Regions from separate parts of the Mus musculus genome. Here regions 2, 3 and 4 are each linked to region 1. A link is a loop called in an ENCODE intact Hi-C map of the cell type or tissue named here. Cell type or tissue: left cerebral cortex. All regions are shown on one strand. Links, peaks and the distances in the headings refer to the core of each region. The heading gives the core; the rest is flanking DNA.

The links. A loop is a pair of places that touch in the nucleus more often than their neighbours do. Peaks named below come from ENCODE experiments on the same cell type or tissue, not always from the same donor. Only the 100,000 strongest peaks of a DNase experiment are listed, where the experiment ranks them.
Region 2: it touches region 1 in a loop (10-fold over the local background); 22 of 42 quality-filtered maps call a loop at or near these places.
Region 3: a loop joins it to region 1, with 17 times the contacts of the local background. A loop is called at or near these places in 10 of 42 quality-filtered maps.
Region 4: it touches region 1 in a loop (5-fold over the local background); 5 of 42 quality-filtered maps call a loop at or near these places.

Annotation. Positions count from the first base shown.
Region 1 is chr7:23,964,268-23,972,192 of GRCm38, reverse strand. It overlaps the pseudogene Gm5324. Among named protein-coding and RNA genes, the nearest start is that of Vmn1r181, 16 kb to the left of the region's middle. In left cerebral cortex, for the core only: a CTCF peak has its summit at 4,006 (motif pointing left); a DNase peak (open chromatin) is centred at 4,004.
Region 2 is chr7:24,282,705-24,290,629 of GRCm38, reverse strand. It overlaps Gm51471 (a long non-coding RNA gene), which reads left to right and starts at 3,482. Exons shown (of 2, transcript XR_003946726.1): 1 at 3,482-3,601. Gm51469 (a long non-coding RNA gene) reads right to left here and starts at 2,403. Exons shown (of 3, transcript XR_003946724.1): 1 at 2,254-2,403; 2 at 2,032-2,146; 3 at 1,317-1,608. It also overlaps the pseudogene Gm18126. In left cerebral cortex, for the core only: CTCF peaks have their summits at 2,808 (motif pointing right) and 4,288 (motif pointing right); a DNase peak (open chromatin) is centred at 1,936.
Region 3 is chr7:24,296,046-24,303,970 of GRCm38, reverse strand. Zfp61 (zinc finger protein 61) reads left to right here and starts at 4,422. Exons shown (of 7, transcript NM_009561.2): 1 at 4,422-4,778; 2 at 5,596-5,697; 3 at 6,233-6,398. Zfp94 (zinc finger protein 94) reads left to right here. Exons shown (of 6, transcript NM_001199321.1): 6 at 98-2,267. The coding sequence ends at 1,416. Gm51470 (a long non-coding RNA gene) reads right to left here and starts at 121. Exons shown (of 3, transcript XR_003946725.1): 1 at 67-121. In left cerebral cortex, for the core only: CTCF peaks have their summits at 2,548 (motif pointing left) and 4,313; DNase peaks (open chromatin) are centred at 3,596, 3,924, 4,474, 5,267 and 1 more place; H3K4me3 peaks cover 2,599 bases; H3K27ac peaks cover 1,688 bases.
Region 4 is chr7:24,233,624-24,241,548 of GRCm38, reverse strand. Zfp109 (zinc finger protein 109) reads left to right here and starts at 3,951. Exons shown (of 4, transcript NM_020262.3): 1 at 3,951-4,466; 2 at 4,874-4,931; 3 at 7,072-7,198. The coding sequence starts at 4,917. In left cerebral cortex, for the core only: a CTCF peak has its summit at 4,018; a DNase peak (open chromatin) is centred at 3,849; H3K4me3 peaks cover 1,250 bases; H3K27ac peaks cover 697 bases.

The sequences.
Region 1 (7,925 bases), core at 1,580-6,579:
GACTGGCCTCAAACTCTCTGTGTGGAGGATGACCTTGAGTGCCTGGTTCACTTGTTTCTACCCCTTAGTCCTGTGTTCCTGGCCATAAACCACCTCATTTGATTTGATGCTGGCTAAGAATGCAGGAACTCCTGCATGCTTGGCACACTGAGCTATAGCACTAATCTGGTTGTTGTTGTTTTTAAAGATTCACATGGTCAGAAAAGCTAGATTATTGCTAACTATACATTCCTGGCTAGCTTTTAATTTAAGGCTAATCTCTTGTCTACTAAGCCTCCAGAGTCCTAAAATGACATGCGTACTCCATCACTCTAGCTCTGATATCTGGTCTTAATTAAAATCAACAAACTCCTTAGAACTGGCTAAATGTGAGTCAGGTGTTATTGCCCAAGGGGTGAGGGGATTAAACCTTTAAATAGTGGGCATGAAGCTCCATCTGACAATTTTCCTCAGCTGCATGTTTTGGCTCAGGCTTGTATTGGCTTGTACCTCCTGTTCTGTCCACCCTGATGCACAGAGAAATTAAATGAGGTCAGCTCAAGGGCTGCTAGTCAGAAGACATGTGCAAAGCCAACTGGCTACACAGAGATTGAAAACTGCTGAATGCTGATCTGAGCTTGGTTAAGATGTCATGGGACTGGAACAGCCTCCTTCCCCCACCTCCAACCAGCTTACAGCTCACCAGCTTCAGAGGAGGGAAGTCCAGGTACAGCTCATGTTGGTAGTACTTGCAAATATTCTCAGTAGGAAAAAGAAGTCATCCAGAAAACAAGGAAGGAAGGAAAAGAAGGAAGGAAGGAAGGAAGGAAGGAAGGAAGGAAGGAAAGAAAGGAAGGAAGGGAGAAAGAAAGGGAGAGGAGAGGAGAGGAGAGGGGAGGGGAAGAGAGAGAGAGAGAGAGAGAGAGAGAGAGAGAGAGAGAGAGAGAGAGAGAGAGAGAGAGAGAGAGAAAGAGAACAAGAAAACAAGAGTGTCATTGATATAGACATGTAAATCAGTAAAAGGACTGTGGAGGAAGGAGGATTAAGAATTTGAGGTCATCCCCAGCTACATAGTGAGTCCCAGGTTAGCCTGATCTACAGAGTGACTCCTCAGGTGAAACTGCACTTGCCCAGCATGCAGGAAGCCTTGGGTTTCTTCCCCAGAACCAGATAAACTAGGATTTGAAGGAAATTCTGTAATCCCTACATTTGTTAGGGGAGACACAGAATTTAAAACTCAAGGTCATTCGCAGTTCCATACATACATAAACAAACAAACAAACAAACAAACAAACAGTTAAGACATGCAAAGCTCCATCTCCTACCTCAGCTGGCAGAGGGCAGGAGCATCACCAGTCCTTGGCTACCTGGACTGCATACAGAAACCTGGGGTCAAAACAAGGGAAGAGAAAAAAGAAAGAATTCCTCAGTAGAAGGACCTGATAGGGTCCTCAAGAGATGGCTCAGCAGCTTAGAGCACTGAGTGCTCTTCCAGAGGTCCTGAGTTCAATACCTAGCATCCACATGGTGACTCACATCCTATGCATTCAATTCCTATGGTGACACAATATCAGGTCTTTCATTTTATGAAGAAAATTTATATGAGTGTCCTCATATAAATAAAACAAATAAATATTTCTTCACAAAACGAAAGGCCTGATATTGTGTCACCAGGGGAATTAAATCCATGATCACTGGCAAAGAAAAAAATGACATGAATATGAAGTTTAGCCAGTCTGTACTGAGGAGGAAAATATAATAACAAAGTTGGAAAACTATAGATACTGCTATAAATAAGGACTTCATTTGTTCATGATGCATACATACATGACCACAGTGTGGGGTGTATATGTGTGTTTCTTCTTGTACGTGTCTGTTTGTCCTCAAATATGTAGACCAGGAATATTATTCAAATGCTTTTCCACCTTAATATTTGAGGCAGGGATGTCAGTGATCTCAGACCAGCAAACTCTCACATCTGCCTCTTTTGACTACCAGGCCTAAGGGGACACAAGGACACTGCCTTTTCTTGTTTTCACATGGTCCTTTTGTTGCACTGTGACGCTGTACCCAACACATACCTCCCCAGATACAGGCCATAAATCTGAAATTCCATATATTTAAAATGTGCATGTCCTTTTAAAAATAGGATACCACTCAGCATGGAACTTACTCTTCCCTACAGTGGACTTGAACTTTTGATACTTGACAGGGCAGAGTGGCTCAAAAATGATATTTCTGCATTGTTGATGTCAAGACAGGAAGGTGAGGATCTTGCTCAAGGTCATCTTTGGTAAAAGGTGTCCTGTTGGGACATATGAGACCCAGAGTAAACCACAAATGCTAACAGCATTAAAGTGCACCTAAGGAAGAACTGAGGCAGCAGGATCCACAGGAAGTAAAAGACAGTATGGGTTCCGCCCTGAGTTCCATTCCATCTGATTTACACACAAGACAATGTAAACTCTAAAACCACCGTAGCAATATTATTCCTACCAACAAAAGTAGAAAGAACCACGTATCTGAATAAAAATGGAAGTGTGCTTCAGACATCAGAGTACATATTTCAGGGAATAAAAACCAATTTCTGTCTCTTTCTTGGGGCAGTCTCTTGCTCAGTGTCACTTTTCTTTACAGTATGCACATTGGTTCTTATCTAGAGGTGGTCATGAAAATCCTCTGGAGTTCTGAGGTCTTCTCGGCCCTGTGTTGCCCAGGTACCCTGTCTGCCTACTTCCTCTCTGCCTACTTTCTCTACCTTTTCTATAAACTTCCTTATCACCTGCGAATGTAGCCAAAATCTTAGTTAAATTTCTTTCTTGCCTTCTATCTCGTCTACTTTCTCTTGCCTCAGCCTCTCTCTTTTCTCTTTCTCCTTTTTTTCTTTTTCAGTCTGTCTCTTATGGTACACTTTCTCTGCCTCCTTAACCAGATCTTGCAAGGATAATGTTTGCAGACTCTCTAGACGCTGTAACCTTCTCCTTAAGTCAGAAGCAGACTGCCCGATGAAAGCCATGGCCACCGCCGCCTGCTGGCCCTCTGACGTAAGGTCAAAGGGATTGTAATGCTTGTATGCTTCTAAGAGGTGCTCCAAAAACACTGCTGGGGGCTCCTTTTCCTCTTGTAGGATCTCTCTTACCTTGGCCAAATTGATGGGGCACCTGCCAGCTCCTCTCAGTCCTGCTACCAGAGCCTGGCAGAAAACTGTCAACCGCTCCCTATCTTCAGGCCTGTTAGGGTCCCAGTCAGGACATGTCAGAGGGAAGCCTGCATCTATTTCATTCGGAAGTTGTGTCGGCCATCCATTGGCCCCCAGCACGTTCTTTCTTGCCTCCAGCAGAATCCTTTCCTTCTCCTCTGTGGTGAAAAGAACCTGTATAAGCTGCTGACAATCATCCCAAGTAGGCCTATGAGAGAACATGAGAGATTCCATTAGATTAGTAAGGCTAGAGGGGTTTTCAGAGAAGGGGGCATGGTTTGCCTTCCAATTATAGAGATCAGAGGAGGAAAAAGGCCAGTACTGAAGGGGCTGCAGTTGTCTGGGGTCTGTTGGAGGAGGGCCATAAGTACGTAAAGGCAGCATGGTGGTTGAGTCTGGTCCCTCTGGGCTCCGAGCTCACTGGCCTCAGGTTCCGGGTTCCAGCAGCTGGTCCCTCCCCTATGTCTCCAGTGGCCCCCTGTTGAAAGATCTGGGAGGGGACTGGTTGGGGATATGGGGGTAGGGTGTTACACCATTCTGGAGGTTCTTCTATCTCTGGATAGATCCTGGGAGGAGCCAAGGGCTGTGGTTCAGCCCCCACAGTTTTTATCTTAGTTTTTTCTCTGAGTGGCAGAGAGCCAGGACTCGGGATCCTGGCTTGTTCTTTTGAACCCAAGGCTTCAACCAGGATGGGGGGTCATGTGCTAAATTTTCCCAGATGAGAATGTAGGGCACTTGATCTGGTTGAGACCTTGCCCTCCTCTGCATAACATGTTTAACGGCAGAAATCACAATCAAATCAAGAGTGCCCTCTGGTGGCCAACCAACATCAAAAGCTGGCCATTCCATAGAGCAGAAAGTTCTCCAAAATCTTTCTGACATCTACAGACAGATTGTGAGTCTTAGTCTTAATTTCAGTCCAATGCTCGAGAGTCAGTCCAAGGGGAGTGCTACTAGTCTGTCCCATCATCAGAGTCACATACAGGGAAACAAGATATACACACAAAAAGATTACAATAACCGAGACCAGGACCCAATCAGACAGCCGAGTAAGCACACTCTCACTTGGCACCCCGATGGGAAATCTCCAGGCGTCCCCGGAGCTCCCTCAGACCTCCTGGGATGTCTCCCAGGGTGGCAGCCGGTTACTCCTGACACGTCTATCAGTAACCCACCCCTCCATCCCAGACAGGGAGTTCGTTGCTCTCACGAGCTGCGGATGACTGCAAACCGAGAATACAGAATTCAAACACAGCCGGCAGACAAAGATATAGACAAAGATATAGACAAAGATAGGATCCTATCTCCAAGCGGGGTCTCTGAGAACTGGGGTAGGCCACAGATCCCGGCCCGTTGCTGGGCCTCTGCTCAAGTCCCAGGATGAGCTGGCCAACACCCCAACATCTTGAGAGAAAACTACACTTGATGCAAACTGCAAGAGGTCTTATTATCAGCTAGCTGAGGACGAAGTCCCTCTGCCGTGCAGGGCAGGGGAGTTCGACCTTTGTTGTTCTTGTTAGGGTTGTTGGTCTTTTTTTTTTTTTTTTTTTTTCGAGACAGGGTTTCTCTTTATAGCCCTGGCTGTCCTGGAACTCACTCTGTAGACGACCAGGCTGGCCTCGAACTCAGAAATCCACCTGCCTCTGTCTCCCCAGTGCTGGGATTAAAGGTGTGTGCCACCACACCCGGCTGTTTGTTGGGTTTTAATTTTGTGTGTCACTTTCCATCAAGTGTGATTTTAAATGTTATGTTATTTTGTGTGTGTGTGTGTTTTTGCCTCTTAAGACCATCTTCAGTTTTATATGATTACCTTGGTGTCCACTTTCTGAAAGCAGATTGAGACCTGTCTACATGGAAGTTGTTCATGTACGAGAAGAGACAGAAGCAGAGACAGAGACACAGACTCACCAGGGGTTCCACATGCCAGTGAATTGATGGCAAGGAAAGATGATGTGATTCTAGCTCTCCAAGCCAGTCTGGCCAGAGTCTCTGAGATGTCCTCCTTGGTTTTGTCTGAGTAGCTCAGCCTGTTCCAGTAGCTAAGGCCAACACAGAACTCATGAAATGAACTTTCAAAGAGTTGTGCATTGTGGCTTCAGGAACATAGGGTCCTATGATGCTCTTCCTGTCTCAGAGTAGAATAAGACATCTCTCTCTTCTCAGATTGGGGCTGGAGAAAAATTCTGTCTTATGAGAGCTTAATGTTGCTCAGTGGGCAGTGGAGATAATAAACAAGAATGTGTTTCAGAACAGTAGAATGCTGTAGGGACATACTGTTGAACTCAGCAGAAATCCGAGCAGGATGACTATGCCAGGAGCCTTGTTATCTTGTGTTCAAAATAGGGGAGACATTTGGTAGGACAGACCATCCATGTCAGTCTCACAGGCTTCTGTGTGCCTCGTGCTGTGACTGATATTGTCACAGTCTAGGGAGAAAGAACACAGGAGATGACATCTTACCAGTGTGAAAGTGAGAGGAACAGGGAAAGCTTCCCAGAAGCCATTTCAAAGGACATGCAAGGTTGTTTACCTGGGCCATAACAAGCAGTGTGCAAATACTCAAAGAATTGGAAGAAACTTTGCTGATGTGTCCAGCTGATTGCAGACTCCAGGTAGAGGACTGAAGCTGACAAGAGGCAGGGCTACACGAGTACAGCAGGGTGATGTCCTATCATAAAGGTCTCTAGTTTGACCATGGTTCTCACACTTGTCATTCCCTCCTACTGTGGCCTGTGGTGCTGAGTCTGGAATCCTGTTACTAAGACCCTGGAAGGAACAAGCATAGAGAGGCAGGAGGTGAGGAATTAGAGGGCAGAATTGTTGGAGAGAGAGGGCACAGTTACCCCTGGAGACACTCCACAGCTGTATTTTCATAAGCTTTGCTCTGTGTTGGGTCTGAGGACTGAAGCAATGTAACCTGCGATGGTTTTTGCAGGGAGATGGGGCTGTGTGGGGGTTTGTAAAAGTTGGCAGGAGTTTGCTCCCTAGAGGACTTTCACAGAGACATTTGCGGGCCTCATTCTCTACCTGGGAACCCATTTTGGGGCAGGTGGAACAGGTTGGCTCAGGAAACTTCTCTCGGGAGAGAAGTTAACCTTGTGAAGAAGATCATGTTCCCTGCAAGAAACAGGGAGCAAAGGAGAGACACTTCCCATAGAACAATCTGTTATGTTTATCCAGGCTGGAAAAGAAATCACGGGGCTCTTGTTTCACATACAGCTTGGGGGCAGTTTTGCACCTCAGTCCTCTCCTCTGAGCAAGACGCAGTGAGGTCAGCCCTTCCTGATCTGCTGCCTCTCGTCCACAATGGTCTGCCTTCTAAAGGCAAGCTCCAAGCCACTATGAGGAACTCCAGATATCCATAGGGGGCCCTGATATTCCTCTGCATATAGGAGTTCTGGGCAGTGTGCCACAGAAACCGGCCAGCTTCTGCCCAGGAATCACTTCAGCAGCCAAGTCAAAATCACACAGCTTGGCATTTCCCCTGCAGTCGATCAAAATGTTGCTGGCCTTTATGTCTGTGTGGACAATGTGATGGCCATGGCAGTACTGCACCGCATGTACTATCTGGGCAAACAGCCTTCGAGTCTCGCTCTCCTCTAAAGACCCCACTTTGATGACGCGATCTTGTAGCTCTCCCTCTGAGGCATACTCCATCACCAGGTAGGTAGCCTCTCTTCTCTGGACCACATGAAACAGCTTGATAATGTTAGGATGGCTAAGGGATTTCATAATCCTGGCTTCCCTTCTGATGACCAAGGCATACTTGGTATTTTGGAGAATTTTTGCAGACACAGTAGTAAATGTGGGGACATGGAAGTCCAGTTTTACCACCAAAAAATTTCCTTCACTCAGAGTGGTCATCATCTTATAGTTAGTGGAGAAGTTTTACTCAGTAGAGTAGCAGGCCTTCAGATCCTGCTCCGTCATCAGGCCCTCTATGATTTGGCTAGAAACAAACTTGTCATGAGAAATTAAAAAAAATATTAAAGTCAAGACCAAGAGAATTTTACAGCTATAAATTCCTACCTCCAAAGACAAGAAAAATGTCAGAAACATGTCAGACAATCTAGTCAGGTTCTTGGAATGCTTTGGAAGAGAAGAGCAAAGCACCTTCTAAAGCAGTAGACACAAACTATGACATAGATCAGGTTGACAGCAACCAAGTGCAAACTGATAGAACAAAACAAGGGATCACGGACAGTAAGAGCTGCTCTTTGGAAAGAACAACCATCCTCTCCTCTGATCTCAGCACACACTGAGAGCCAGTGCACCAAGAAAATCAGGTTCTAGAGGAGTGCATAAGACAACAGACAGACACTCCAACACCCACAGTGTCCAGGCTGGAGAGCTGGCTCTGGAGTCCAGAATGTCATCTAGTCCTGAAGAGACCTACCTGCATTTGGTTCTCAGGACCCAGATCAGGTCACCCACAAAGGCCCTAAGTTCAGTCCTAGGAGATACTATACCTCTGGCCTCTAAGGACACCCATACAGCATACTCACACGCGTGACACGTTCCTTAAAAATACAGGCAGGTTTAGTGAGAATTTTGGATTATTTAAAACCCCAGTAATTGTATGTGTTATTCTTTTCCAGGTTTGTGACAAGAGGCTCACAACTACCTGTAACTCTCAGTCCCTAAAATCTGACTCCTTCTTCTGACCTCCACAGCAAGGATGTAGTGCTAAGTGAGACACACATGGAGGCAAAATACTCATACACATAAATGAAAACATAAAATATTC
Region 2 (7,925 bases), core at 1,915-6,914, 320 kb before region 1:
AGTGTAGGCATGTCACATTAGTGTAGGCATGTCATGGCATGTGTGTGTGTGTGAGAGCACACACATGCTAGTGTAGGCATGGCATGGCATGTGTTTGTATGTGGGAGCACACACATTAGTGTAGGCATGTCATGGCATGTGTGTGTGTGTGGGAGCACACACATGCTAGTGTAGGCATGTCATGGCGTGTGTGTATGTGGGAGCACACACGTTAGTGTAAGCATGTCACATTAGTGTAGGCATGTCATGGCATGTGTGTGTGTGTGGGAGCACACACATGCTAGTGTAGGCATGTCACATTAGTGTAGGCATGGCATGGCATGTGTTTGTATGTGGGAGCACACACAGTGTAGGCATGTCATGGCATGTGTGTGTATGTGGGAGCACACACAGTATAGGCGTGCCATGGCATATGTGTGGAGATCAGTGGGTGCACATTAGTGTAGGCATGTCATGGCGTATGTGTGGAGATGAGGGGGTACCTTTTGGGAAGCAGTCCCTCTTTCTACCTTGTGAGGAGCCAGGGATCATCATACTCAGGCTGCCAGGCTTGCAGGCGGCACCTTTACCCATTGAGCCATCTCACTGGCCTGTTTCGTGAATTCTTTTCATCATTTTTCAAAAGAAAGACTATCTCTTTAAGGTCAGTGTTTCCGGGCGCTGCTAATTACAAGGAAGCTGTAGTTGCAACCTTGACCTGTTTCAAGTGTTATGTGGAGGACTTTGGGATCGAGGCCCCATCGGGGCTTTGTGGCAGTTCCTTATAAAGAAAAGGTGCTGCTGAGCTGCCATAACCCTCATGCCTGGGACTTAAAGATAGTAGCTGTTAGTAAAATGGGCAACTGTTGAGATCTAAGTTTCTGTTACAGGAGCCTTAATAAAAATGCAGGAGCAGCCGAAATACAAAATCCCACTTTGGACCTGGAGATGTAGCTCGGTGTTAGAATACTTCTTACCATGACAGGGTCTGGGTCCAGTCGCCAGGGTAGACCAGACAGTACTGTCATCTGCAGTCAACTTGGTATTGTCTTTTTATGGGTCTCTCTTTGTAGCCCTGGTTGTCCTGAAACTTGCTCTGTAGAGCAGGCTGGCCTCGAACTCAGAAATCCACCTGCTTCTGCCTACTGAGTTCTGGGCTTAAAGGTGTGCGCCACCACTGCCCAGCTGTTTTTTCATTTTTAAATAAATTAATTAAAAATTTGTGTTTACAGGCCACATGTGTGTGGGTGTCCACAGAGCTAGAGACCCTGTAGCTGGAGTTACAGGGAGTTATGTAGGTACTAGAATAAAATTCAGGTCTTCTGGAAGATTCGTGGTTTTTTTTTTTTTTTTTAAGATTTATTTATTTATTTCATGTATATGAGTACACTGTTACTGTTTTCAGTCACACCAGAAGAGGGCATCAGATCACATTGTAGATGGTTGTGAGCCACCATGTGGTTGCTGGGAATTGAACTCAGGACCTCTGGAAGAACAGTCAGTGCTCTTAACTGCTGAGCCATCTCGACAGGCCTCATAGCATTCACGGTATACATTAGACATATGCCTCTAAATGGGTCACACTGTACACTTGAGAGTCAGGAACCTTGCTTCCAACTCAATGAAAACCTGAGGAAATGATAAACAATGTAAGGCCGAGTGACCTATATACTGGCTTGCTTAGGTCTCACCCCATGTCCTTAATGTGGAGTTTCCCCATTAACTGTGTTATGAAGGGGTACCTGCTGGGCCATGAGTGCGGAGAAGGGCTGGGTTGCAGAAAAGGACAGAAAGAGGGGGGGGGGGGGGGGAGAGAGAGAGAGAGAGAGAGAGAGAGAGAGAGAGAGACCCAGAACACATGGAAACAGGTGGAAGCAGAGAGTGCATGCGCAGGCAGTCCTTTTACATGCAGCAGTGGATGGCGGCAGATGGTGACATAAGCCGTTGCTAGGTCCTTGGCAAGATCCTGGTACACTAACATTCCAGTACGGCTCTTTTACAGGCAGCAGGGGAAAAAATGAGATGGTGACTCAGAGATTTGCACTAAGGTACCTTTCCCAGGAAGAGCAGTCTTGCTGGCAGATCTGGAAACGGTTTGCATGGGCATTGACCTGGTATCTTCAGAGGAAGCACTTTCAACTACTGCAAGATGATTCCATTTGGGTTTCTGAAAATGGGAGCAATATAAAGAATCACAAAGGAGATAGCTCCAGCCGTGTTGAACACAAAGACTTTTTAATCTCGAGAACTCAGAGTTATTGTCAAAATAGGTACCTGCATGAGTCACAGATCCAGAGCAGAAACAAGCCACTCGGTGAGAAACGTGAGCGGCACGGGTTTGCAGGTGTGACGAAACCATCATCCTGCCAGTGGGTTAAAACTTAAAAAGAGCAGAAACCCCACAGGTGTCGTGAATGTGACAGATGCATTGATGACGCTGTTAGTCAGGGATCACCTGTAGGAGGGAAACCGTATCGGCATAGTACGTGCCTCAGGGCTTTCCATTCACCACACTGCCTATCATCAGAGGGCTGCTTTAGTCAGCATTCACACCCAGGGGAGGAACCGGAGACATGAGATCAATCCAGAGACCACTTCAACAGAGTCTCTTTGATTACCAGACCAGTGACACAGAAGGCAAGTCCTATAGACGTGACAGTTGTGGGAAGAGCAAGGGTCTCATCAACAAGAGCTTCAATCAGCATTGATTGTGACTACAGGACTCACACAGGAGAGAAACCTTATAGATGTGAAGAATGTGGCAGAAGCTTTAGTCAGAGCTCAATATTCCAGTACCACCAGAGGGCACACACGGGGTCCATCGGAGGGTCCACTGGGGTAAAACTCCTATAGGTGTGAAGAATGCGGTAAGGGCTTCAGTCAAGGTACACATGTTCACATACATCAGAGGATCCACACTGGGGAGAAACCCCACCAATGTGATGTGTGTGTGGCGAAGGCTTCAGCCATAATTCACTATGAATGTGCCACCCAAGAGTCCCCACTGGAGAGAGATCCATGTGAAGCATGTGGGAAAGGCTTTATCCAAAATACAGATGCTCACACAGGGGAGAAGCCCTATACCTGTGAAGAACATGGGGAAAGCTGCAGTCAGGCTTCTAACCTTCAAGAACCTCAGAATGTCCATACCGGAGAGAAGCGATTCATATGTGAAACGTGGGAAGGGCTACGGTCACGCCTCGCATCTTCAAGCCCGCCAGAGAGTCCATACTAGAGAAACCATACAAATGTGATGTGTGTGGGGAGGGCCTCTGTTGGGGGGTCAGCTCTTCATGCTCATCAGACAGTCCACTCAGGAGAGAAACCCTACACGTGTGAAGAGTATGATAGGAGCTCTAGTCAGCCCATGGGAATCTGAGTTCGAATCCCTACTATCCATGTAAGAAGCTGGGTGTGGCCAGGTCTATAACCCTAGTGCTGTGAGATGTAGAGAGAAGATTCTTGGGACTTGCTGACAGCCTATGTTTTCAGACAACAGGGGGAGTGTGGCAGAGCAAGGCCCCTAAATCATCCTCGGACTGCAGCTGGGAGAAGCTGGACCTGGACTCCAGGCTACTCATGGGCTCACTCCTGCCTCAGCTCCCACATACCGGGATTACAGGTGGGTTCCATCACACCTGGCTTTCCCTACCACTTTATTTGCCCGTCTATGCTGGGGCAGGGGCAAGCTTGTGGGTTTGCAACATGGACTCCTGGGATTGCACTCAGACCATCGGGTTTGCAGAGCAAGTACTCCACTTGCCGAAGCGCTCGCTGGCCTCTCAGGCCTCTATGATGGCTTCCACTTTTATTTTGTTCTTCAAGACAGAGTTTCTCTGTATAGTCCTGGCTGTCATGGAACTCAGTGGGTTTCTCTCTGTAGAGTGTCATAGAACTTGATCTGCAGACCAGGCTGGCCTTGAACTCACACAGATCTGCCTGCCTCTGCCTCTCAAGTGCTGGGATTAAAGGAGTGCACCGCCACCTCTGGTTTGGCAATAATTTTTCAGTCTAAACTCTGTGGTTTAGATTTAGTGATTTCTATCATGCTGTCTGCCTGGTCACTCATTTTCTCTTCCATTGACAATATTTTGGTGACTGCACTTAGTGTTTTAATTCTTTTTTCAGTTATTCTAATGTTTATTATTCTAATGTTTAGCTCTAGAATTTCAATCAAAAGATACTGACCTCCCATCCACAGCTACAGAGAGCTATTCTGTTTCTAAAACTCAGACTTTAACTTACAACTTCCCTAAGGCCAGTAGAAATCGAGGAAGATTTTCTTTTCATGTAGTACCTTCACAGACCAGAAGAGGGCATAAGTTCCCGGACCTGGACTTAGAGGTGGTTGTGAGCCACTCTTTGTGCGCCCCTTGGAACCCAACCTGGGTCTTCTGGGAGAGCAGCAAGAACTCTTAACCACTGAGCCTTTTCTCAAGTCCCTAGAACTTTCTTTTCGAGATGATGTTGGCATTGAACCCAGGGCCTTTCAAATGTTAGCCATGCCCCCAGCCACCACTGGTGGATTCTAAGCAAGGATTCTATCATTGAGCCCTGTGCCCTGTTCAAGGGTGTGTTCCTAAACTTGTGATCTCCATCCATAAAATAAAAATAAACCCTGTGGACCAGCCACGGTGATGCATGCCTTTGATCCCAGAATTCAGGAGGTAGAGGTAGTTGCATCTGTGATTTTAAGTCAGGCTCATTGCCATAGCAAGGTCCAGGACAGAAGGCTGCACAGTGAGACCTGGTTGTACCAAACAGAACAAAAACATCCCCAGTGAGATCAGGGATAGATGAACCTCACCCAGAAACCACTCCTGCAGTGAAATGAACTCCTTTAACTCTGGCATGATGTAAACATCTGAAACAGGAAGGGGCTTTGAAGATACATTGGCAAAAAATAAAATAATAAAATAAAATAAAATAAAATAAAATAAAATAAAATATAAATATAAATATAAATATAAATGTATTGACAAATGAGCCTGTGAAGAAATCTGTAACTGAGGGCTTTTCCACCCACTCCCCAGTTCCCTAATCATGGCCCAGAGACTTAGGTGTGAATAAATGCTTAGGTCATAGGCTTTGGCTTGCCCCCATCTAACTTGTATGCCTAAATAACACATTCACTCAATTCTAAGTCTGCTACAAGTCTAGCTACCTCTCCTCAGTCTTAAATGTTTGACTTCCTCAGAGTCCAGGGAGAATCTCCCACCTCTGACTCCTTCCCAGAGTCCCAATCTCTCTGCCGGAACTGCCATGTTCTATTTCCTGCCTTTTGCTAATAGGCCATCCGTTTTTTAATTGACAAGTGATGCTTTCACACAGTATGCAAGGGAGCATCCTGTGTCTCCCACTTTTAGTCCAATAAAGGGCTCTTTTTCTTATAACAATAAACTATATACAATAAGATCATTTTTGAAACAATTATGAAAACTATCAGGTAAGAATTGCATTAATAATGTCCAGTTCAAGACTGGAGAGATGGCTCAGCAGTTAAGAGCACTGACTGCTCTTCTAGAAGTCATGAGTTCAATTCCCAGCAAACACATGATGGCTCACAACCATCTGTAATGGGATCTGATGCCTTCTTCTGGTGTGTCTCTACACAGCAACAGTGTACTCACATACATAAAATAAATAAATAAATCTAAAAAAAAAAACCCAACAGTTTTTTTTTTTGTTTTGTTTTTTTTGGTTTTTGGTTGTTTTTTTTTTTTGGTTTTTTTGGGTTTTTTTTTTTTTTTTTTTTTTTGGTTGTTGTTGTTGTTTAAAGAGAGTACTGGTTGCTCTTCCAGAGGACCCAGGTTCAATTTCCAGAAACCAAATGGCAGCTCACATTTGCCTACAATTCCAATTCCAGGGATCCAACACCCTCACACAGAAATAAATGCAGGCAAAACACCAAATCACATAAAATAAAAATAAAAATATTAAAAAAAATAATGTTCAGTCCATTTATAATTGACAACTTTGGAGAAAGCACTCTACTATCTATGCTAATTTGGTGAGTTCAGAATCTGTACTTAAGTCATTTTTTAATCATAGATAGCATTTATCAACCTAAAAAAATCTGCTTAGACTTAAAAACACTTTTTAATCCTAAGCACACTAAGATAATGTGTGGGACTATAATTATCTAGTCTTCCATTCCATCAGAGATCTGTGGAGCAATAAATGTTACCAGAGTATGTAGGAAATGCAGAGCAAGCAGCTTCCAACACTATAGACGTGACAGAGACAGCTGGCTGCCTGGACAGCCACTAAGGTTCTTCAGAAGTGTTAGAGCATCTCTGTCTCCAGCCTTCTGGCTACCAGTATGTCTAACAGACTTTTCTGTAAAGCAGGAATTACGAGGGACTGCTTACCTTGTCTTGGCAAAGTTCAGCAGTTGACTTCCCTACATCCCATTTGTCCAGCTTGGACAGAGTTTTGTCTGCCATTGACAAAGGGCAGTTTCTTGTGCAGTGCCTAGTTTGCCACATAAGAAGCAAACTCCATATGGAGATTCTTCCAGACAGACCCACCATCTCTGAAATAGAGTGGAGATACTGCCAGAAGCAGACCTGACTGTATCAAAAAGAGCCTTTTATTAACAAAGCATCTTTAAATGTCATATTCTATAGCTCTCCGAGGTTTTTGAAGACAATTTATCTCAGTATATCCGCACTGCTTTTTTTCTAGCTATGTACTATCTGTTTAACCTAGGAAGAATTTCTGTAATTAACTAAACTAGTATTTAACATTTAGCATTTCTTAATTATCCCAAACAGTTTGTAATAGCAACTTTCAAGGACTAGAACTTCACATTGCATTTTAAAAAGGAATTGCATAGGAACAATACCTTAAGTAAAAGTTGAAGCATATATACATAGTATGCTGTAATCTTAAATTTGCATCAATGTACAAAATCTATACCAATATAAGATTTTTGCCTAAGAGAAGCACCATAGTTTAAGAGTAGATTTAATAATCTACCCTTTTAACCTATTACCCCTAAATCCCCCCCCCCCCCGTTTTCCTTTTCATACCTTCTTCCCCCTCTTCCCCTAATGTAGGATAAGAAAGAGAGAAGTCCCCGGGTCTAATATCCGAGACCTTGTTTCCTTCCTGATAAAGACCATTAATAACTTGTAACCAATCCCACTTTACCAATGATCATCACCCAACGAACAACCAACTCCCACCCCCTATGTTTTGGAAAATGGGGCATCTTTCTCTTAAAACTGCTTCCTGCTCTCTGGGGGCTTCATTTTCCTTTTGGGGGTGCTCAAGAAAATGGCTATATTGTCCAGTCTAGTCTCTGTATGCTGTGAAAGTGCAGACTTAAATGAAGTCCTGACTGGGACAGTCTGCGAGGCTGGACCAATTGGGGTCATCTGGTGTCAGCAGCTTTCTTTGAGGCTGTCCTGGAAAGCAAATTTAGATGAAACAGCTATTAAAGCAGTCTAAGGTTGGATCAAACAGGATGCTGGAATAAACATGTTTCAGCATTTCAGCCTTCTTCTCAGCATCTTCCAGGATGAATCCTGTCAGGGCCACTCCAACTCACTGACTCACTGGTCTCTTTGTTCTGTAAACATGTAACCTTTCACAAATAATATACATTTTGCATTAACACATGTCTGGAATGTGCAATGTGCACATATCAGCTACATAGGATTCTCTCTCTCTTTTTTTGTATGAGCAGGTGGATAGCATATGTTTTCTTTATCAGTTGGTTTGGACTGTATAGCCAAATATGACATAAATTTTCATCCATGCCATAATAAAGAATGGTATGATGAGTTCCGGGGACTTTTGTAGCCAACAAAATTTATTGACTATGCATAGCTGAAATTATGGACGGGGACTTTTTTTTTTTTTTTTTTTTTTTTTTTTTGTCTCAGCTTGTTTTAGAGCTGTGACCATGTAGTGGGACCAGTAATACAAGTTACCTGTTT
Region 3 (7,925 bases), core at 1,737-6,736, 330 kb before region 1:
GAAGCCTTAGTCTGTGGTTTAACTGTATAATCCAACATCACCCAACAGAGCATTCACACGCTCTACCTCTCTCTCTGAATTCTCTTTGTGTTTCTAGGAGACAAGAATCCTGAGGAGATGGAGTCTCTTGAGGAAGTGGGATTGAGGCACCTGTCACATGAGGCGCTTTTCTGCTCACAAATCTGGCAGCAGGTTAGCAGGGACCTAATGAAGGCTGGAGACTGCAGAGTAAGCATCAGGGAAACTGGCTCTCCGTTGAAGCGAGATGATGCACATGGTGCAGACAGGAAGTACAGCAAACATTCCGGTCAGAAACCATGGCTCCAACTCCACTGTGGAACAGATGGTGGTGAAGAACCTTACAGAGAGGAGAGGAGCGAGAAAGACTCTTGGGACTCTCCTCTGCAGGCTAACGGGCGACCCCCCGCAGGAGAGAAGAGGTATAGGTGTGAAAAATGTGACCACGCCTTCTGTCGGTTATCGGGTCTCCAAGCCCATCAGGTGAGGCACACTGGAGAGAAGCCATACAAGTGTGAGGAGTGTGGCAAGGGCTTCACTCGGGCCTCCACCCTTCTGGACCATCAGCGGGGCCACACTGGAAACAAGCCCTATCAGTGCCATGCTTGCTGGAAGAGTTTCTGTCACAGCTCGGAGTTTAACAATCACATAAGAGTCCACACGGGAGAGAAACCCTATGTATGCGAGGAGTGTGGGAAAGGCTTCAGCCAGGCCTCCCATCTCCTGGCCCATCAGAGAGGCCACACTGGAGAGAAACCCTACAAATGTAGCACGTGTGGGAAGGGCTTCAGCCGGAGTTCAGATCTCAACGTTCACTGCAGAATCCACACGGGAGAGAAACCCTATAAGTGTGAGACGTGTGGGAAAGCCTTTAGTCGGGTCTCCATACTCCAGGTGCACCAGAGGGTCCACAGTGAAGACAAACCGTACCAGTGCGCAGAGTGTGGGAGGGGCTTCACTGTAGAGTCACACCTTCAAGCGCACCAGCGCTCCCACACGGGAGAGAGACCCTATCAATGTGAGGAGTGCGGGCGAGGCTTCTGTCGGGCCTCCAACTTTCTGGCTCATCGTGGAGTCCACACAGGCGAGAAACCGTATCGATGTGACATATGCGGAAAACGCTTCCGGCAGAGGTCCTACCTCCATGACCACCACAGGATCCACACGGGAGAGAAACCTTACAAATGTGAGGAGTGTGGGAAAGTCTTCAGTTGGAGCTCATACCTCAAGGCCCACCAGAGAGTTCACACAGGAGAGAAACCATACAGATGTGAGGAGTGTGGGAAGGGTTTCAGCTGGAGCTCAAGTCTCCTAATTCACCAGCGCGCCCATGCAGAGGATGAGGGTCGCAAGGATTTGCCTGCATCAGAAGGCTCACAGGGGAAACAAACTCTATAATGTTTTATAGTTTGATATTTCAACTGGAAGCTGAAAGGTCCCAACTCTTAGAGTTCTCAAGGGAGTTGTAGTATTAGTATTTTGACTGGACCAGGATGCATTTTGATGCTTGGGAGACCACAAGCAGAGAAGCCTTGTAAGTTGGAGCCATGTAGACTTCAGTCAGAACCTTGACCTTTAACACATGGAGACAGTAACCAACCGGGGGAAAGTTGAGTGTGACCTGGAGGTATCTCAAAGGAAGGAACCAGATCACTTTCTTATGTTGCTGGTTGCAACCCCGTGTGGGGCTTCATTACCGTAAGTGACAGTCACAAGATATTTAGGAACACTACAAGCTTTCTGCATATCCAGGGACCAAAACCTCAGAATTCAACAGGTTCTAGGAGCTTCTGGCAGCTCTTACCCATGATGCAACTGTGTGACTTCACTGCAGCCTTCCTCAGAACACACCATCACCACACACAGGGCCCAGCCTCTCTGCTCAGGGTCGGCGTTGTTGTCTATGACAAATTGCATGGCTTTCTACAGTACACATGCTTTCTGTTCTTCCGGAAGCGTTGCTCACGGAGCTTTCCTGTTCTCGGTCTTCTAGTTCAGCTGCAGACTCTGTTGTGTGTCTCAGTGGGATTTTGACCATCCTCATTACTCCCCTTTACAGAAAGTGTTCCACGGCACTACTGTGCAAGTTAGGTTTTGTGGTTAATAAATTACCACTTACTGAAATTGTTTAAAATACATTTCTTCCCAATTAATAGTACATGTTTGAATTGTATATCTACATTGCGTACCTATATTCACAAGCAGTGCCTAAGACATCATATGCCTTCAGTAAACTGTTAAGCCAGCCTTGAGAAAGACAGTCACTTGAAAAATTTTTATTCAGTCTGCCAGCTGCAGTGGATGCAAAGCATGGAGTTTCCTGAAGAGGCTAAAGGAGGAAACAACATTTAATTCATATATGGTCTCAGAAAAATTTCCAAAAGAGGGCTGGAGAGATAGATGGCTCAGTGGTTAAGAGCACTGGCTGCTCTTCCAGAGGTCCTGAGTTCAATTCCCAGCAACCACACGGTGGCTCATAACCACCTGTAATGGGATCCGGTGCCCTCTTCTGGTGTGTCTGAAGACAGCTACAGCGACAGTGTACTCACATACATAAAATAAGTAAATCTTTAAAAAAATTCCAAAAGAATTAGAAAGCAAGAAAAAGGAATTGCATATTTAAAATAATCAATCTATTTTTATGCCAAAAGTGGTTTCTGAGTCAGCTATGGGCCACAGTAACTATCTCCAACTTGAGTCTAAAGTCAGTGAAATAAACACGGAGCTCAGTTGATTGAAAAGAAAATGATGAGAAACAAGCTAATGAAATAAAGGCAAGCTCTCACTGTATAGGCAACAGCTTCCATCATTTCTTGTAAAGAAGCAGGGACTGAGAAACTTCAGGAGACCAAGGAGAACAAAGCCAGTTTTGGCGGAGAAGGGGCCGGGGGCGGGGCCGGGGCGGAGCTAGTAGAAGCGAAGGGGCGGGGTAGAGGAGAAGGCAGTAGGGACAGAAGGAACTCTGAGACAGCTGAGCCAGGAGAAGCTGAGCTGAGTAGACAGGCAGAGCCGATGTTATAGCTTGGAGCGGTTAGAATGGGGAAAGCCGGAGAAGGACTGTTTACGCTGTTGGAAAACTGAGGGAGGAGTGGCCGGGAGAAATGTTTGAAGGGGCCTGGGCTGGAAACTGGAAGGAGGGAGTTAAGAGAATGGGTTATGCTGTGAAACAGCCAGCCATTTACATCTAGAATTACTACTACGTTGATCAATGGTAATATATTTAACTTTTCTAAGAGCAACTTTAAAAAATACACAGCTGTCCGCTTTGTATTCTTGCCATCAACATGCGATAGTTCAGTTCTCACATGTTATCATTTTCCCCCCACAAGGTAATTTGCCTATATCCATTTCTTTAAAAAAAATTCTAAAGATAAACATGTCCATGTTTGCTACTCTTATTTCTATTGAAATTGCTGAACCATGTTTGAATCTTCACTCCTTTTAAAAAGTTGGCTCTTGTGCTGGGGTTTATGAGTTTTCAAGGGCTGGCAAGGTGGCTCAGCAGGTAAACACTCCTGTTGCCCAGCCTGACAACCTGAGTTGGGTCCCCTGCACCCACATAGTGACTGCAAGGAGATTTACTCCTGTACGCTGTCCTATGACTTCCTCATTTGCGCTGTAACTGTGAGACCCCGAGCGTTCCCCCAAGCCCGTTTTCCCCGATCTCTGGGGATACAGCCAGAAAGAAGCTCTTTGTTCTCTATAGCCAGCAAAAAGCTTTTTTTTTTTTTTTTTTTTTTTTTTTCTGTGCCTTACAACCAGAGATGCGATAATTGTAGGAAGACCTAGCCAGGCCCTTGCTTGGCTCCCTGTGCCAAGGACACGGAGATAGACACAGGAGAGGAGCTATAGCTCACTCCCCCACCTCGCCAGAGAAGAACTGTTGCCAACTCTCCTCCCAACTCCTCCCAATTCCTCACTTTTCCTTTAAAAGACCCCCCCCCTACTGTTACCTCTGGGGGCCGAACTCCCCTGCCCTGCGCGGTCCTCAGCTAGCTGACAATAAAGCCTCTTGTGGTTTTGCATCAGGTGTGGTTTTATTGGGGTGCCAGCTCATCCCGGGACTTGAGCGGAGGTCTCCCCAGTTTCGGGGGTCTCACATAACATGCACGCACGCTCCCCACGCATGCATGAACACACCAATAAATGATTTATTTTATTTATTTATTTATTTTAGTATTTTGGAAAGTTTATTTATTCACTCACTTATTTATTTATTTATTTATTTATTTATGGATGTTTTCTCTGCATGTTTTGTCTGTGTACCTTGTACATGCAGTGCTCGAGGACGCCACGAGAGAGCGACGGGTCCTCCGGAGCTGGAGCAACTACGGTTTTGAGCTCCGCAGTTAGTAGCGCTCTCCGCACCACGTCATCTCTCCAGCGCCAAAGCCTATACGTCCTAAGGCAGACATCCTCCAATGTAAAGACGTTGCTGTCCAAGACTTTCTTAGGGAGTATGGGAAATGAAAAACAACAGGGAAATCCAATACGGGAGGATGGTGCTCCTCCCCTAGCTTCGGGACCGGCCACCCGCGCCTCTGCATCCTCACTTCCGTTACCACTGAGGGAGCCGAGCGTCACGCACGGTTTCTCCACGCGGAATTCTGGGAACTCGTCGGCTTCAGGCTAGCCTGTAGCCATCTGTCCCCCTGGATTTGAGTTATTTTAGCCAGGAACCTCCAGAATGACCCGCTAGATGCTTCTGAGATCGACAGCAATTGCGTCTCGGGTGAAAAGGAAGGAGCGAGGTTTGAAAGGTAAGGAGCAGCGGCGAGCTCCGGAGGGAGCGTCCTGGTGCCTGCAGGCCCTCGGCGCGAGCGGCTTCTGCAGTGCCCCCGCCCCGCCCCGTCCCCGCAGCCCCCTCTCCCTGCCTGCAGCCCTCTCTCTCCCATTCCGCAGCTCCCCTCCCCTCCTGCCCGCAGCCCTCTCCTGCCTTCAATCTCCTTCTCTGGTCCTGCAGCCCTTTCTTGCAACCCACTCTCCCTGCCCTCAGACCCCCTCTTCCGGCCCGCAGCAGCCCTCCCGCCTGCAGCAGCCCTCCCCTTCTGCAGTTTCCCTCTCCCCTCGTTACCCCCCTCCCTCCCTGCAGCCCTCTTTTCCTCTCTGAAGCCCCCTCTCCCTTCCTGTAGTCCCCCTCACTCCTGCAGCCACCTCCCTCCTGCAGCCCCCCTCTCCGCCTGCGGCCACCGCTCCCCTTCTGCAGCTCCCTCCCTGCTCCCGCGGCGCCCACCTTCTCCACCCCCTAGTCGGCTCTGCTTCTGCCCCTGCCGCACTAGCAGATCTCTCTGTGCATATCTTGGGTGTTCTGCAAAAGACAGACATTAGACCTTCCTAGTAGCATACTTGGAGAGAAAAAAAAAAAAAAAAGGATGGTGAAACACTCAAAACTGCCTGGCATGCAGGTCTCATGGAGAGACCATAGTAATACTTCATCCAGTTCTTGGCCGTCACAGTTGTGACCCATCTATGACCTTTAGAGGAAGGAGCTGGCTGCTTGCAGCAGGTACTGGGGCAGGAACTGTGAGATGTAATGTAGGGAATTTTATAATTTTACAATTTTTGGTTTCCCTGCAGCCCTGACTTCCCAAAAAGCAGTGCTGGAAGCCATAAGTGACTAAGATTGGCTGACGCTGGAGGATGTGTGGGTCGTACACCTGGGATTAACTTTTATTAGAGGTGAGTCTATACAGAGTGTTGTGCCCAGATGGCAGAAACCCCGAAGAGACCACCAGGCACCACAACTCGGAAGCAAGCACACGAACATCCTTGTCCTACTTTGAACTTGGGCCACAGACCTTCCCGATGGGACAGGAAGGAGAGTGACCCCCAGCACTAGGTGAAGGGATGGATAAAGGAAAAAAAAAAAACCCACAAGCGGGGGTTTCTAAGCCTTGGCACTGCATGAGAGGGTAAAAGAGTTTTCTTTCCAAGAACCCAAGGGTGGGGGCCATATCCCAGGCTAGCCTCTGACAATAGGCTGTTCAAACCCACATTTTACTGGTCCAAGCTCCCAGAGGAAGCCAGCCAGTATCATGAATATAGGTTAGCACTGGCTTGCAGGGATCTTGAGAGCGGGCTTTGTACATTTATTGAGACCTGTGTGTGTGTACGTGTGTGTGTACATGTGTGTGTGTGTACATGTATGGACGCCGGATGTCAACCTCGGGTTCCCAGGAACCATCCACTGTTTTTCTGTTTAATATTTATGTAGGGGTGGAAAACGTGAGTTGCGGTGTGGGTGTGGCGATTAGAAGACCACGCTGGGGAGATGCTGCCCATCTACCATCCTGTGTATCCTGAGGACCAAACTCGGGCTTGGTGGTAAAAGCTTTTATCCACCAAATCCTCCCTCGTGGACTTCGAGATTGCCTAATTAGGTGAGGCCAGCTGACCAAGAAGCAGGAGAGATGCCATTATCTGCCTTCGCAGAACTGGCTTTATAGATCTGTGTGTGCCACTGGCATGCAGCCCCCTCCTCCCCAACCCCTGACTTTTCAAGTAAAATGTGCCCTTGGGATGAAACGCAGGTCTTTGTGCTTTGCCCAGCAAGCTCTTTACCAACTAAGCCATCTCCCCAGTCCCTGGTATTAGGTTTTTAAAAAAAGTTGTTTTCACCAATTCTTTTTTTTTTTTTAACTTTTTTTCCCCCAAAGATTTATTTATTATTATATGCAAGTACACTGTAGTTGTCTTCAGACTCACCAGAAGAGGGTGTCAGATCTCATTATGGGTGGTTGTGAGCCACCATGTGGTTGCTGGGATTTGAACTGAGGACCTTCGGAAGAGCAGTCAGTGCTCTTACCCATTGAGCCATCTCACCAGCCCTGTTTTCACCAATTCTGGTATTTCCAAATAACTTTTTTTTTTTTTTAACATTATAGACATGGAGATGTCTAAAATTACAGATCATGTTAAAAAAAAAAAAACAGAACTGTTACAACTTTAGTATGCAACTGGAACAATGGCTCTTTTAGTTTGGTTCTGTCAGGTTTTCTTGGGTAAGTTTCTTTTAAATGGCAGCTGTGTTCCTTGGACTGGGCTGTCCCATGCAGCAGTTTAGAAACTCACCGTGAACCAGCAGAGAGAATTTCCTCTCCTGGGACAGTACCCAGGCTCAAACCCTGCCCATCTAACTGAGAACTCCTGCACGTACACCCCAAACCCTGCCCATCTAACTGAGAACTCCTGCACGTACACCCCAAACCCTGCCCATCTAACTGAGAACTCCTGCACGTACACCCCAAACCCTGCCCATCTAACTGAGAACTCCTGCACGTACACCCCTGCAGTCTGCATCCCAGGTGACTCCCACACAGGTCACATGTAAACAGTTCAGGGAAGGGTCTCATCTCAAAATTCAGGCTCAGAAGGGTCACCATGCTGCCTGGCACAGATAAAATGGTGTGGGGTACCCTGTACTCACAGCACTGTGATCCCCCCCTCCCCCCGACCACCACTACCTTGCTTAATGAATATTGTCAACAGTCACAGCTGCTAAAAATCCCAAGCAACGTGAGGCAATGGTGTGTTCCCGACATGCTCCTTGTAGGCTCCCGAGAGTGGATGTATTGCTTTGCGTGTACTAGTGTACTCCCTCCCATCAGGAGTGGGACGCCCACCCAGTACCCATTACAGTGAATTAGCATTAGATGCTATTTCCACGTTTACCATCCTCACCATTATCGCCACTGGAAGTTTAAAACGTTGAGAAAATTGCAAAAAATTAGTACAAGGAGATCTGGTCTGCTGTGCTTGGGCACAGTGTTCTGTGACGAGCTCCTATGTGGAGTTCCTATCGTCCACGCCACCGTTGTCATCCTCTGACCGTAGGCCGCAAGGAACACGCACCCGACTATCTGACAAGGGTCAGCCGCGTGGTCAGTGGCACTGACGAGACTTCTCCT
Region 4 (7,925 bases), core at 1,619-6,618, 270 kb before region 1:
TCTTCAAAAACATCAAAAATCCACAAAATATGACATTTAATCAATTTATTATTATTAGAAAATTTGACTAGAGACATGTCTGCTCCTGACAGTACTCCCTTCATGGTTCAAAGAAGAAACTGAGCACCAAAACCTCAATATGGACTTGCTCCAGTTGTGGCAAAGTAGCCACTGGACAAAAATGGCCCCAATGCATCTACAGACAAATATACTGTCCAGGAAAGGATACAAGATGTAGGATAGTCGACAGCTTAGCTCTGCCAAGACAGAGTAGGCTAATCATTTATAGTTCCTGCCTCATCCAAAGTCTGCCTCATGGTTCTGGTCCAGAAGGCTGAAGACAGATGCTCCATTTTGAGGAATAGGGGACTGTCCAGGTAGCCAGCTGTCTCTACAATTTGTTTAAATTTTGGAAGCTATGTTTTTGTGCTTGCTATATATTCAGATAATGTTTAATTCATCCTCGGATTTCTGACAGGATTGAAAACTGTTATAGTCTCATAATCAAACTTTAATTGTTTAAAATTGAGGAAGATGATGTAGATTTGAAAGGATGGTTTTCAGCTGGCGATGCAAGTTAAAATCAAAACATAATTCAGGTAGAGAATTATAAGCTCTTTAAGTTAGGTTAGACGTTAGAGTAGTGTATATAAATTGACAAAATTGATGGACTGAAAGTTATGAGTGTATCGCATACCTTATAGTTTATATAACTGTTGCAGTATGTTATGGTTACAAGCTTATGGGATCCAGGGAGTGGAATGTGGTAGTTGGAGTGAGAATGGCTCTGAAAGGTTCATATGTTTGAAGCTGGCTGGCTCGAGCTTGCTGCCATGCTTCCAGCTGTGATGTAAGGGACTAAGCTTCTGAAACTCTAAACCTGCCCACAAATGAATGCTCTCTATTTCAAGAGTTGTCTTGGTCTTCCTCAGTTTCTTTCCTCAGAGACTTGAAGGTCTTTTCATACAGGTCTTTCACTTGCTTTGTTAGAGTTATACCAAGATGTTTCATATTATTTATGGCTATTGTAAAGGGTTTTGTTTCCCTCGTTTCTTTTTCAGCCTGTTTAGTCTTTGTATAAAGGAGGGTTACTGATTTTTTTTTTTTTTTAGTTAATTTTGTATCCAGTCACTTTGCTGAAGGTGTTTATCAGCTGTAGGAGTTCTCTGGGAGAATAGTTGGGGTTGCTTATGTATCATGTCATTTGGAAATAGTGGTGCTTTGACTTCTTCCTTTCCAATTTGTATTCTCTTGATCTCTTGTCTTATGGCTTGGTCTAGAATTTCAAGTACTATATTGAATAGATAGTGAGAATAAAAGGGCAACCTTGTCGTGTTTCTTATTTTACTTGAAATGCTTTAAGTTTCGCTCCATTTTTCATTTGATGCTGGCTACTTGCTTGCTGTATATTGGTTGAAGAATAGATAAGGAAATTTTGGAATACTGTTCAGGTATTAAAAACAAAGGCATTATGAATTCTGTAGCCAAATGGATGGAACTTGAGTGAGGTAACCCAGAGCCAGAAAGACACATGTGCCATGTACTAACTTATAAGTGGACATTAACCAAGTGCAGGATAACCATGTTATAATCTACAGACCCAAAGACACTGGGTAATAAAGAGGTTCCACGGGAGGGTGTGTGACTCTCTCTCAGAAGGGGAAACTAAATAGTCATCAGAGGTGGATGGAGAGAGGGAACTGGGTAGGAGAGGGGGTGAAGAGGGGAACAGGGATAGTGACCAGGTATGGGGAGAAGATGGGGATGGGAAAGGTCTAGGAGTGAGAATGGAAATTGGTGGGTGGCATTTCTGGTGACTAGCTGGAAGCCTGGGATGGCAAAAATATGGGGAGTCTATAGGGGTGACCCTAGCTGAGATTTCTACCAGAACGGGATAGAACCAGGCTGAAGTGGCCACCTCCTGTACTGGGAGGTAGGACTTCCATAGGAGAGAGGCAGACATCAGTCCACCCACAAAGCCTTCAATCCAAAATCTGTCTTGCCTACGAGACGTACTTGGATAAAGACGGAGTAGAGTCTGGGGGAACAGGCAACCAATGACTGACCCAACTTGAGACCCATCCCATGGGAGAGAGCCAACCCCTGACACTATTAATGATACTCCGCTATGCTTGCAGACAGGAACTTAGCATAACTGTCTCCTCAGAGGCTTCATCCGGCATCAGATGGAGGCAGATGCGCACACTCATAGCCAAACATCAGGCAATGTTCAGGGAGTCTTATGGAAGAGTTAGAGATAGATGTTAGCAAGCCCCGGGGGTCAGCGACACCACAAGAAAACCTACAAAGTCAACAAACCTGGGTCCATGGGGACTCACAGAACCTGGATCACCAACCAGGGAGCATGCACGAGCTGGACCTAGACCCCCCCTACACATTTGTAATAAATGTGCACTTTGGTCTTCATGTGGGTCCCCTAATAAGTAGAGAGAGAGCTATCTCTGACTCTGCTGCCTACCATTGGATTACCTTCCCACTACCTGTCTGTCTTGTTGGGCTGCAGTGGGCGAGGATGTGCCTAGTTCTGCTGGCACTAGATATCCCAGGGCAGGGTGATACAAAAGGGGGGCAGTGAGGGAGGAGGGATTTGTAAGGGTAGAATTGTGCTGAGAGGAGGGAGGGGGCTGTGATTGGGATGTAAAGTGAATTAAAAAACCAATAAATTATTGAAAAAGAGACAGAGGGAGAAAGGGTATAGGGGAGGTGGGGTAAGTAGAGAGGGAGGCAGAGAGAAGTGCCTAGGTGGTGTCTCTTCACAGCAATAGAATGTTGACTCAGATACTCTGTGTTTGACCACTAGGTCATTCCTCCAGCCCCTCACTGGGGGATTCTATGTAGGGACTCTGACTTTGCTGTGGAATCGAGTTCTTATAGTTGTGAAGTAAGTTTTAGCTTTTATAATACAGTATAATATGGGACTTCAATGTTTTAAAAAAGTATCCACAGCTGGTCATGGTGGCCTACCCCTTTAATTCCAACACTTGGGAGGCAGAGGCAGGCAGATCTATGAGTTCGAGGATAGCTGGTCTACACAGGGAGTTCCAGGACAGCCAGGGCTACACAGAGAAACTGTTTAGGAAAAAAAAAAAACAAAAACAACAAAGAAAACAAAACAAAAACAAAAAAAGAAAAGAAAAGAAAACAGTATCTATAGTTGTTGTTCATGAGGGTGTTGTTTGCCTCTATGACGGTGCTCCTCCACCTATTCACCCACTCTGCCTTCCCCCTCTGACATCCCCTACTCTGGGGCATCAAGCCTCCCTCTTCTCCCACTGATGTCAGATGGGGCCATCCTCTAATACATATGTATCTAGAGCCATGGGTCCCTCCATGTGTACTCTTTGGTTGGTGGTTTAGTCCCTGGGAGCTCTGGGTGGTCCAGTTAGTTGATATTGTTCTTCTTATGGGGTTGCAAACCCCTTCAGCTACTTCAGTCCTTCCCCTTGCTTTTCCATTGGGGTCCCCGGGGCCAGTTCGACGGCTGGCTGTATTTGCAGGTGTTGGTAGAACCTCTCAGGAAACAGCCAAACCAGGCTCCTATTAGTAAGTACTTCTTATCATCAGAAATATTGTGGGGATTTGGTGTCTGCAGGTGGGATGGATCCCTAGGTGGGGCGGTCTTTCCTTCAGTCTCTGCTCCATTTTTTTGTCCCTGTTTTTCCTTTGGACAGAAAGATTTCACGGTTTAAAATGTTGAGATGTGAGGATGGCTCCATCCCTCAAATGGGTGTAACCTTTCTAAGGAAGGTTTCTGATGGTGTCCTAGATGTGCTCCAAAGCCAGGCACTTTTGCTGACGCATTCTGGGAACTGTAGTTCCGGCGCCTGTGTAGGTCGAGGTCGCTTCCGCTCCGGGAGGCATGGTTACCTCCGGGTGTGCCAGGGAGGGGAGACGTGGAGGGTCCCGCGCCCCTTCAGGTGCCGCCGTGTTCCCTGAGTGTCCCGTGGGGACAGAGTCTGTGGACCGGGAGAAGCAGGCAGTGGTGGTGGCTGCGGCGGCGACCGGTTCTCTCTAGCTGGGCTCTTCCTGAGGTGGCGCTGCCAGGGATTCCTGGACCCATCTCAGCTGCTCCTGGAGCCCCGGGGAGAGTCTAGCTTCCCATGGGAGCCTGGTAGAGGAGCTGTGGTGACAGATGGCCAGTGTCCTAAAGCCTTAAGTGGTACGCAACTCTGGTTTTGATGTGACTTTTTTTTTTGCATTTATTTATTTGTTTATTTACTTAAAGAGTGGGGCGTGCCACAGCTTATAAAAAGTGGGAGTAGAGTCACTCCTCCACCATGTGGGGTCCAGAGACTCGAATTCAGCTGACCAGGCTCCACCACAGTACATGTACTCCTTGAGCCATATCGCAGGGGCAAAAACTCCCTTTTAAAGAAAGGGTTCAGGTTTTTGTTGGTCCTTATTTCATGCACGCGGGAATGGAGACTTTTTGGAGGCTTTTTCAGGTGAGCGACCTTCACTAGAATGTCAACCTTTTAGTGGTAGAGACAGAGGACTGGGAAGGGGGAGGGATTTCACTCCCGTGTATAGAAACAAGTATGTGTAAAATAGCCATCAAATTAACAGGCCCGTCTGAGAGTGACGGTCAGTTTTGACAGCGTTCATTAGAGAGTTCAGAGCTTAAAGAATTGCTTTTCTAGAAAACCCATCACCACAGGCGGCTTTGTGAAGGTAGGAGTACCCAGTATTCCTGAAGCTTCCAGAAACAGAGAATGTGGTGAGTCTGGTAACCCGGGAGCTTAGTAGAAAAGCCTGGTCAGCGCGCACAGCCCTTGGGGCTGATGGAGAAGCTGAGGAAGCCATGTGGAACAACTGTCCTAGCAGTGTTCTCACGAAGCCCTTCCTCCCCCAGCTTGCTTCCCAGAGCCCTGCCTTGTCTCAAAGAGAAGAGAACAATGACCAAGTTACAGGTAAGTCGGGTTGCTTCCCCCATCCCCACAGTGCTAGGGATTGGAAACAGGACCCCTGCATGCTGAGCAAGTGCTCTGCAGCCACCATAGCCTATTTGACAAGGTCCAGGCCACGGAAGGACCCTGTTCCCAAAACAAACAAAAACCCTAGACAGCACCTGAGGAAGGACACCAGAGGTTGGGCTGTAGCCTGTACATACATGTGTACCCTTGTGTACATATGTACACTCACATGCATGCACACATGTATACACACATGCACACAGAAAACTGCTCACCCTCACTTCCTGCATTGGACTTCCTGAGCATTCATATCCTGAACAACCAGGGAGCGTCTGGCTTCCGCACAGCTTCTGTGGTTGACCCAACTCAGATGATGAAGGAATGAAGAAAGGACAGACACACAGACATGTGTACAGACAAGCTGGGATCGAATGAGCTGTGTGCTCTGATGGAGACTCCCCAGCAGCCCTGAAACTCAGCGCATTTATTAGACACCGCTGAGCACCCAGGAGCCATGATTCAGGAAACTGCAGCATGAATACAAATGCACGGGTATTTTACATGGAGTTCAGCCAAGCTCCCCAGCTACACAGTACCCTCAGCTCCAGGGACTAGACGCTTGTTTTGTTAACAACAGTGGTGATTTTCACACGTAATTTGTAGTCACCAGGTATCCCTGATTCTCTGTATTCTGGCCTAAACTGGACACTTTAAAATTTTTTTGGGTACCTTGGTAAGTGATTAAAAATAGTTTTCTTGAAACTTTCACTTAATTGAATTTTTGTTTTAAAGTTATTATGTATATATCAGTGGAACACTATATATATAAATAAAATGCTTCTATATATATTGTGTGTATATGGACAGAACATTTAACATATATAACATTATATACACATATAATGTTATATAAATGTATAATGTAACCTTTATGGAACACTGTGTGGCCATGATTGGCATAATGCAGACAATGATGTTAGTTTTGTTGGACATATATTGGCTGCTTAATGCATATCATATTGTGTCTAAGGTCCCTCGGTGGACTCATTTAATCCCTTCAGGGATATGTGGAATGGAGATACTGTTATACACATGGGCAAACTGAGGCATTGAGAAGTTGCCAAGTTCTAGATTGTATGAAATTGACACAAAACCAGCCGGTACAGCCTGTTAGATGGACAGGGCTCAGGGCTTAATGATTGATTCAGACTTGAGTGCCGTCTGCCAGATACTCCTGGGCACACAAGCGTTTCATAAATTGGAGAACTTTTGGATTTGGGAACATTTGCATAGACTTTGCTAATAAAGGATTCTGAATCTGAAATTCATAATCTTGCTCAGCGCTAAGCATTCTAAGTGATGTCATCACTCATGAAATGGGTTTCAGAGCGCTTTGGATGAAGGTAAACCCACGCTGTACTGCCCAGGAGGAGCCGGGCATTGCCAGCTCCATTACATTGTCTCAGTGTAAGTCAGCACGTTACTCCCCACAGGGCTTGGTGCGCCCTAACTCTGCAATCCATGACTTCCCATTTAGTAGCGATGGACCTAGTGACGAAGCTGCAGTAATGACGCCAAGTTCCTTCCACAGTGTTTTCTCGTTTTTGTCCCACATCCCCTCTTTAGCCATGGAAAGGGTTGAATAGGTGTACTGCCTGGTGATGTGTGTCAACTTGACACCAGCTAGAGTCAGAAGGGAGGGAGGAGCCTCAGTTGAGGAGGAAATGCCTCCATAGGATCCAGGTGCAGGGCATTTTTTTTAATTAGTGAGTGATGTGGGAGGGCCCAGCCCACCGTGGCTGGTGCCATCCTGGGCTGAAGGTCCTGGTTTATACCAGAAAGCAGTCTGAGCAAGCCTTAATGAGCAATCCAGTAAGCAGCACCCCTTCATGGCCTCTGCATCACCTGCCTCTAGGTTCCTGCCCTCCTTGAGTTCCCATCCTGACTTTCTGCAATAGTGAACAGGAATATGGACGTGTAAGCCTAGCAAACTTCCCTGCCCAACTTGCCTTTTGGTCATGGTGATTTGTCCCAGCAATAGAAGCCATAACTAAGACAACAGGCTCTGTGTAAGCAGTTGCTCAGGTCCTAGTGGCATTGGGAATGGATCTGAGGTGGCATGTGCTTGCCGTCACAGGAGGCAGTGACCTTCAGGGACGTGGCCGTGGTCTTCAGCGAGGAGGAGCTGGGGCTGCTGGACGCTGCTCAGAGGAAGCTGTACCACGATGTGATGCTGGAGAACTTCAGGAACCTCCTGGCAGTGGGTGAGGACGGGGCCTTGTGTCCTTGGTGATGTCAGAGTTCACACCCGTGTGTCTGTTGCACGCCACTGCTTCCCTTTTAGGTTACTTATTTTGTATTTTATGTACACGTGAGTGTTTTGTCTGCGTGTGTGTCTGTGCCACATTCACTCATGATGCCCACAGAGGCCAGAAGAGGGCATTAGATCCCCTGGACCTGGACTTACAGATGGTTGTGAGCCACCATGTGCATGCAGCAAACCTACTCTGGGTCCTCTGGAAGAGCAGCCAGTGCTCTGAATTGCGGAACCATCTCTCCAGCTTCCACTTTATTGTTTTTTAATTTATTTATTTTTATTCTTTAATTCTTTTTTATAGTCAAGACGTCATACCCCTCCTGGTCTGCCCCTGACCACTCCACATCCCATACCTTCCCCGACCTCTGTCTCCAAGAGGATGTCCCCACCTCACCAGGTCTCTCCACTTTCTGGGGCTTCAATCTCTCGAAGGTTAGGTGCAACTTCTTTCACTGAGGCCAGACCAGGCAGTCCTCTGCTTATATGTGTCAGGGGCCTCGTATCAGCTGCTGTATGCTGCCTGGTTAGTGACTCAGTGTATGAGCGATCTTGGGGGTCCAGGTCAGTTAAGACTGCTGGTCTTCCCATGGGTGCTTTAAATTAAAAATTTGAAACATTTCTTTGTGAGTGTGAGTGGAGTGTGTTTGTGTGTGCATGTGTGCGTGTGTGTATGT